Regions from separate parts of the Homo sapiens genome. Here all the other regions are linked to region 2. Evidence: chromatin loops called from intact Hi-C (ENCODE). Cell type or tissue: mammary epithelial cell. All regions are shown on one strand.

The links. A loop is a pair of places that touch in the nucleus more often than their neighbours do. Peaks named below come from ENCODE experiments on the same cell type or tissue, not always from the same donor. Only the 100,000 strongest peaks of a DNase experiment are listed, where the experiment ranks them.
Region 1: it touches region 2 in a loop (6-fold over the local background); 3 of 110 quality-filtered maps call a loop at or near these places.
Region 3: it touches region 2 in a loop (9-fold over the local background); 94 of 110 quality-filtered maps call a loop at or near these places.

Annotation. Positions count from the first base shown.
Region 1 is chr6:111,571,816-111,574,315 of GRCh38, forward strand. TRAF3IP2 (TRAF3 interacting protein 2) reads right to left here. Exons shown (of 9, transcript NM_147686.4): 5 at 1,080-1,168. It also overlaps TRAF3IP2-AS1. Among named protein-coding and RNA genes, the nearest start is that of TRAF3IP2, 33 kb to the right of the region's middle. In mammary epithelial cell, no CTCF peak of the experiment used is centred here; a DNase peak (open chromatin) is centred at 1,486; H3K27ac peaks cover 1,718 bases.
Region 2 is chr6:112,042,636-112,045,135 of GRCh38, forward strand. No RefSeq gene overlaps it. Among named protein-coding and RNA genes, the nearest start is that of CCN6, 10 kb to the right of the region's middle. RefSeq lists a silencer at 1,130-1,229. In mammary epithelial cell, CTCF peaks have their summits at 558 (motif pointing left) and 1,226 (motif pointing left); DNase peaks (open chromatin) are centred at 576, 1,116 and 2,356; H3K4me3 peaks cover 768 bases; H3K27ac peaks cover 1,154 bases.
Region 3 is chr6:111,708,859-111,711,358 of GRCh38, forward strand. The region is part of intron 5 of FYN (FYN proto-oncogene, Src family tyrosine kinase); the gene reads right to left. Among named protein-coding and RNA genes, the nearest start is that of TRAF3IP2, 100 kb to the left of the region's middle. RefSeq lists an enhancer at 1,372-1,501. In mammary epithelial cell, a CTCF peak has its summit at 1,202 (motif pointing right); a DNase peak (open chromatin) is centred at 1,403; H3K4me3 peaks cover 262 bases; H3K27ac peaks cover 438 bases.

The sequences.
Region 1 (2,500 bases), 470 kb before region 2:
CTAGCTACTTGAGAGGCTGAACCTAGGAGGCAGAGGTTGCAGTGAGCCAAGATCACACCACTGCACACCAGCCCAGGCAACAGTTCTAGACTCTGTCTCAAAAAAAAAAAAAAAATTATCTTATAGAATAAAGAAAGCTTCAAATAAAAACTCCTGTTAAACAATACTAAATAACTTTTAAAATTGATATTTAGTTACTAAGTATCCCTCTTTACCCATAGACATTTATATTCATAGATATTTCCCTTAATTTTTCACCACTCTCTAGAATTCACTAGAAAAGGCCTAGAAGAGGGCTCTGGAAAGGAAAAGAAGTTATCTCAGTGTTTGAGGAAAGCCAGTCCCCTGAGTAGCATCATGTGGTACTTTATTTATCATAGAGAAAAATTTACATGGCTTTAAGCTGTACTGTGTCAAGGGACTGCAGGGGGACAGGGGCAGTGTGTGTTTCCTGAGATTTCTGGAGCCAAGATCACAGTGGGCTTGCAGGGCTGGGTGAGGTCAGCCTCCCCTGGAACTGGATTAGACCAGCCCCAAACCTGGCCAGTATCACCCATCCAGAAGCATCACTGCGTCAAGGTATGAAAATGGCAGCTGTGCGCAATGGGGGATTCAGGCTGCAGGATTCTACTTCAAACCTCATAACCCAGTGCAGAACAAAAGGTCCTTGTTAAATAAGCAGGTGACCATGGTGAAGCCTGCAGCTTCCTGCATCATGGGAAACTCAGACAAAGTGGGCATGATTGGTGAGAAAGGACAAAGGTACAAAGTGCAGCAAGAGCCCGGCGTTTCCTTCAGGCCAGGGGCCGCTGCATATGTGGTCAGCATTAGCACTGATCTTGCTGTTCAGAGGTACTTGGGGTCACTCAAACAGCATACAGGAAAAAAATGCTGGAGACTTCAGATAGCTTAAAATCTAGAAAATTATTACCTAAATCTATAAGCATTCAATGCATAATCACATAAATCAAATAATATCATTTAAAACACCAACAGCTATTACACTTTTTCTTCTGCTGCTTTTCTCTCCATTGTACTCACTATAACTGTTCAGTTATCTATTTGGACAAAATACTTACTGCAGTTTGGAAGCCATTTACCAACAAAAAGTTCACGAATTTCACCACCTCCATAGCTGTGTCCATCGAATAAGTGATAAAGACTTTCCCTAAGAGAAAATTTTTACATTTATTAGAAACTGATCAAATTATTCTATTGTAAACAAACTTCTAAATTATATGCAATATCTTTTGTCCTTCTAGAATAATAAGAGGAAACCTTGGGCTTGGGGTGCTCTAAGAGCTTATGCCTACGTTGTATGCTGTCCTCAGGGCACAGCTCCTCAGGCCCAAAATGCCAGTGGGTCTGTCCAAGGGAGTGCAGACTGCTCAGCGTGAATGGAAATCAGAGCGACAGAGGAGAGCACTGGCAGGCTCAGACAAGCCTAAGGAAATCCACCACCCAGAATCCGCGAGCCCTTAAGATCAGGCATGACTAGTTTCTTAGAGACACTTGGCACTGTGCCCAAGGAATACTCTCCCAGCAGGCAAAGAAGCTAAAACTTGCTAAGGGACCACCCAGCAGTGTCTTCTTTTGATCTCCTGATGCTCTCTGCTGCCCTGAAATCTCGCTCTTCTGACAATAGCAAGTGGGAGGAGAGTGAGAAACTGGTTCCCCGCTCCCTTCTTCCCCGCAATCCACTCACTTTTGCAGAAAGGCCAGCAAGTTTGGAGTAGACCAAAGCACAGCTCAGATATGTTAGTAAAAAAACACTTCAGCAGCTTGAAGAAGAGACACTGCCTCTGGGCAGTCCAACATCACAGACTCCATCACTCATCCCTGGGTCAGCTTAGAGCAGCAGACAGTACAGTTTGGATAAGCTTTACCCAGTCAGGATGAACCAGTGTTTTCTCAGGCTAAAGTCTTGGGGAAATTGTCTGACTAGCATTTTAATGTGAAAGCTGAATAATTACTTTGTGTTGGCTTTTAGTCTGGAATGGACCACTTAAATCTCAGGAAGCCCTTGGGGCAGAAGATGGAGAAGAAAGGGGGGCTGGAGAGAAAATACGAGTCTGTATCTACACTGAGGTTTTTTGAAACACACCTCCCAAATGGAAGTGTGTATAATGGTCATATTAACTCACTTAAGCAGCCAGATATATAGATGGCACTCAATTTTCTTCTGAACACCTAACATTCACCCAATTGTTACGTATTTGAGGACTTCCTTTATAGATTATGGTAAGATATATATGATCTATAGATTGATATCAGGACTATAATGTATGTGGGGCAGCATCTGTTCTCCAGAAATGCTCAAAATTAAAATGATTAAGATCTTAAGAAAGTGTTCAGAAATAAAATGTTTTGAATGAAAACAGCAATGAATCATTGTCATAGAGAGCTTTCAGAGTTGTCAATGACTAAACAGCACAGATCCCCCAAAAGGAATTAGCAGATGCAAAAGGCTTTGTTTCAGGTTTGGTTCAAAGAGGTTCCC
Region 2 (2,500 bases):
GCTCACAGCTGGTAGGAGAGGAGGCTCCTCTTTAGTAGGCCCAGTGTGTTGTTTGCCTCTTTCCTAATCTGTTCATTCCACTTAATTGTATCCCGATAACGACACAATTTGAGCAAATATTAATTTGAGCAAATATTACTAAAACTGATGATACACAGATACATGAAGAAAGATATTTCCAATGGAAAGAAAAAGCAAAATGCTTGGGAAAGATTCAACAGGAAAAGCTGCTTTAAATGTGTTGTTGAATTATATTTGATGGTTATGAGTACAGAATCTAAGATTCTTTAGTCAAGATGTTTTACACTGTCTCTAAATTCTCATTTCACAAAGGAAACTCAAATGAGACAACATGGAGGATGCATTATATGTGTGGCTCATAAAGAGAGGGAACAATACAGCACTCTAATCAGCACATCTATATTCAAAGAAAGGCATTGGCTAAATAAAAACACTGGTGAGTAAATAGACAACTCAGTTCCCTGCTAAAATAAAATGTTTGTATAGGCAGGACTCCTGCGAGAGCCCCTTTGACTGCCCGTTGAGCGCCCTCTGCTGGCCCGGAGGGAAGGGTGCCACGGAGGGGACGGCGTCAGGGCCCCACCCACGGTTTAGTTTCAGATCAGCGCTTTTCAGTTCCAAGATACAGATTCCGGTTCCAATGAATGCTGGTTGAAAATACGGCCGTGGTTTTAAATATCATGAAACTATTTTACGTCCGTAGTACTTTCATCTATTTTTATAAGAATGTTTTGTAACTGAGAAACCTAAAGAGATGATGAATTTCCCCCACCGCCCCCGACTATTTTGCCTTTCAGTGACGCGGTAATATTTTACGATAGGTGCCGATTCAAATCAGTGGCTTTCAGAAAGTACAGCTGCTATTCTTTGGTGCCGCTATTCAGAATGACAATGTGAAATAAAAATGATTCTGACTATGGGAAGGTCTGATCTTCCTATGAATGAAAACAATCATGTGGGCCACAGAGAGCTCTCTCTTTCCAGCTATCGAGGGACTTTTTGCAGAGAGAGAAAAGGATCCTAAAGCCATGTTCCCGATACTGCAGACTTGGCGAGATGGCGGCGGGCTCCTCCCACCTCTGCGGCAGCGTCACAATCAATAATGCAGGGCTCTGCGGCAGAGGAAGCGCCTGCTTTTATATAGGGGCGCCCGGACCCCAGAGCAGGGCTAGTCCCTTAACCCATTCCGCCATCTAGCGTCCGCAGGGGCTCATGGCAGGTTGGAGCCGGACAGTCTGGAAACTGCAATCTAGATTTTGCAGAAGGGTGACCTTTAGCCTTCTGCAAAACCTAGATCTCACTTAATGTAGATCTCACTGAAGAAGGCAAATAAAAAGTGAGTGGAGTGTTTATTCATTTTCCTGTAAGATTAGTAACTTTAAGGCTAAAAACTCTAAAGTAAGTATTTCCCAAGCCCCTGCTGTAAGTCAGTCATGTTGTGGGTACCAAGGCTATGAAGATGTCTCAGTCTCTATTTTCAGTGACCCAGTCTAGTAGGGACAAGCCATATGAACATATGCCCAGTTAAATTTGAATTTCAGGTTAACACGGAATTTGTGTGTGTGTGTGTCCCATATATGCTAAAGCAGTTAACTGGGCATCTATTATTATCATTATTTTTATAAGCAAAATCTTGCAACCGTGCATATAAACAGATGATTGCAGTATGGGCTTTACAAGGGCAGGGTGGCACGCTAATTGCTTGAGGAGCTTTGCTGTGGGTGCTGGTTAGGAAGCGTTCTCAGGGGAGAAGTCGCTTGTGCAAACTGCTTATCAGATAAAGCAGTGGGCAGGGTTGTCCTGGTAGAATCGCATAAGCAAAAGCAAGAGGCTGGGGGACTCGCAGTACAGCAGGTCTGTGCTACCTGAGCTGGCAGGTGAGGCAAGGATAGTGCAGGGGTGAGGTTGCTTCATCGTGGAAGGCCTTCTACTGTGCTTCCCAGGAGCTGGGTTCTATTCCAGGGGGAGTGAAAAAGGGTTTTGAGCGGGAGAGTGACATGATCTAATTTGTGTTTAAGAAAAAGAGATCAAATGGCAATGTTGAGGCTGGACTGGGGGAGGTAGGAAGCTTGGAGGCAGGGAGGCCTGAAGGAAATTGTCTAAGGTGAGTGAGCTCAGAAAAGTAGCAGAGCTTGAAGGTGAATGAGGGTCTTTTGACTCCAAGTCCAGGATGCCTGTCACTGTCCCCATCTAATTGAATTATGATTCACATGTGCAAGCATTTTACAAATCAGGAATGACACACCACATTATGCATACTTTTCCTTCTCTGAAAGATTAGCTTCACCCACATTTGGAAATACTGGAAATTTTTCTGTCCTCCTCTTCTCTTGCTTCTCCTTTGCATGTGGTCGGCCTCGGTGTCTGCCTCTGATTAACTCAGCCCTGTTTCCCACACAGAGCTCCCCCTGCAAACCAGACTAACAAGGCCAAGTGACAAAATGAATTATAAACCTCTGAGATATTTGGCCTTGTTTTC
Region 3 (2,500 bases), 330 kb before region 2:
AAAGGGGATCTTGTAGCTACTCTCATCTTAAAGCCAGTGAGTACATTAAGCAGTTCAAATTCATCTGCTTAGATTCAAACAGGGCTACCTGTGATGAAGAGCAGGAATGGAGTGTGTACCTCTTCCCATTAACATCGGGGAGGCCATGGATGTGGCGCTGCGGCTCTGACATCCACTGAGTATCTGCAGAACCTTCCACCAGCCTGCAGTCAACGACATGATTGCCCTCAAGCAAATCAGACCTCCCAGCAAATCTGATCTCCTGGGGCTCAGGACCTTCTTTTCCTCCTTTTTTGGTCCTTGGAGGCAGCAAGCAAAACTTCAGGCATTTTAAAAAAAAATCGTTCTTTTGGCTGAGTTCTGTGTCAAAGCTTTCAGCCAGGGGAAAAAAAAAATGTGTTAGCTTCTGGCCATGGTAAAGATGCTCCCCAGACAGATTTAATCAGGTAGAGAATAATCAGCCTCCACATTAAACTCAAGCATTACTCCAGAGGCCGCTCTCTAAAGCTGGACTCTCTGAGCAAGGTGAGCAGTGAGCAACGCCTCCAGATAGGATTTAATAGAGCAACAGAACAAAGGTGACCAGCCAGCATGTGCTGGGGGTGCTGCTGTGGGAAAATGTTTGGTGGCATAAGTAACAGAATAGCCCACAAAAAAAACCAAGGTGCCAGCAAAGGTTTTTAAAACCTTATGCTTTAATTTAGTTTCCTAATCTCTCCTTTTTACCCTATTACAAATCCAGCAAAAGTACAGTACTCATATTCAGAAAGTTCTTTATTCATAAAATTTAGTTCATGTCTAGATTTATTCATAATCTTAAATTTAGTTCATGTCTAGATCTTTGTTAGGAAATATTTATACATACTGAAGAATATAGGTACAGTATATATGAACCCCGTGAACCCACTGCCCAACTTAAGAGCTAGATCGTTACCAACTGGGTGGGATCTGCACTGTGCTGCTCCCCTATTGTAAGCACCCCTCTCTTTGAGGTTCAAATCATGACATTAAAAATGTTAACAGTTTGTACTGGTCTCATTTCTATGCCTTCCAAAAGGAATACATACAGTTGTAAGGATATCATCTAAGAACATATGTGGAAGTTTATTTTTTTCTTTAAACACTGTATGTGTTTAAGGAAAATGGCTTTGGAGACATAATCTTCACTTTAATATAGTGACAAGGTTTACTGCTCTGAAGTTCCACTAGATGGAGACATTTCATCATTAAAAATAACAATACCCAGCTCCTCCCCCTCCACCCTCTCCCGCCCAGCCTGGGAAATGCTCCAAAATGGCGAGGAAAAAATTAAGTGCTTGTAGCAGAGGCTTATTGTTTTTTAATGCAAGATAACCTTCATCAAGTTAGTTCTAATTGAATTAAATTAAGAAAAAAATGGCTAGCATCAATTTTAGGGTATCTGAGACTGTCAATAGGGGCGGGAAGCCAATACATTTTGCTGCAGGTTGGGACAAGCCCAGCCTTATTCAGGTGATCTGGCATTAATGAAGTCATTTCCAATTCAAATCTAGCATTAACTATCTCATTTTGGTCTAGGTACCTAAATAGTGTAGCACAGATCAGAATGCAATTATCAGCTCATTCTGAAGTCATGAATCAGGAATTCATGATTTTCTCACTTGACCCTATTAATCTCACAAGGGTTTTCAGCTACTCATGAGAAAGATAAAATCCTTGATTTCTCTTTTTCTAGGCTTTCTAGGGTCATCTTCTTCATCAAAGGAGACATAAAGTGACAAAGATTCAATGTTTATTATGTAGTAAACCTCACATGTTGAGCCTAGAGAGGCTGGTACAGACTCAAAATATTCATTGAGAGCCGTTGAGCGAGTGAATTAAGTCATCTTTTTGATACACTAGAAGCACCAATTCACCTATAAATAGATATACTCTATATTCATGTTGATTTAGGAAAATAGGATCTCTACTATGTTATCTTTTATTTCTTGAGTTACTGTGGGTAATTAGCATTGTTAAAGCTGTATTTCTTTAAACGGTTCTTATAGTTCAGATTTTTCAGTTTGCACTTGGTGAGATATTCTTTGTTATCTTGCTCTAATTCAAATATATGATTTAAAGCCTGGCGCTGGTTTAGAATGGCTTTTAAGGTTTTATAACAGCTGTCTCTGTTCCTCTGATTTAAAGACTTGCTAAAAGATTCTGTGCCCCCACCACACCCCACACCAAGAAAAGTGTCTACCCCCAAACCCCAAAGTTGCTCGTAGGCTTGTGGGCCCCGGAGCTGGGAGCCCTAGAGCCTTGGAGCCAGGGAGTAGTTATTTGCCAACAGAAGTCAGCCTTGATCTGCTCAGTAGTGTAGCATTTTATGTCGGTAACAATTTTATCAAATGCTTGGGTGGGGCTCTAAACCAGGATTTCTTTTTATCACAATAGGAAAAAAAAAACAACAAACCTACCCTCAGCTGTGACCAATACTCCACTCTGTGTAAAACATGTATTACATTTTAAAGAGTCACTG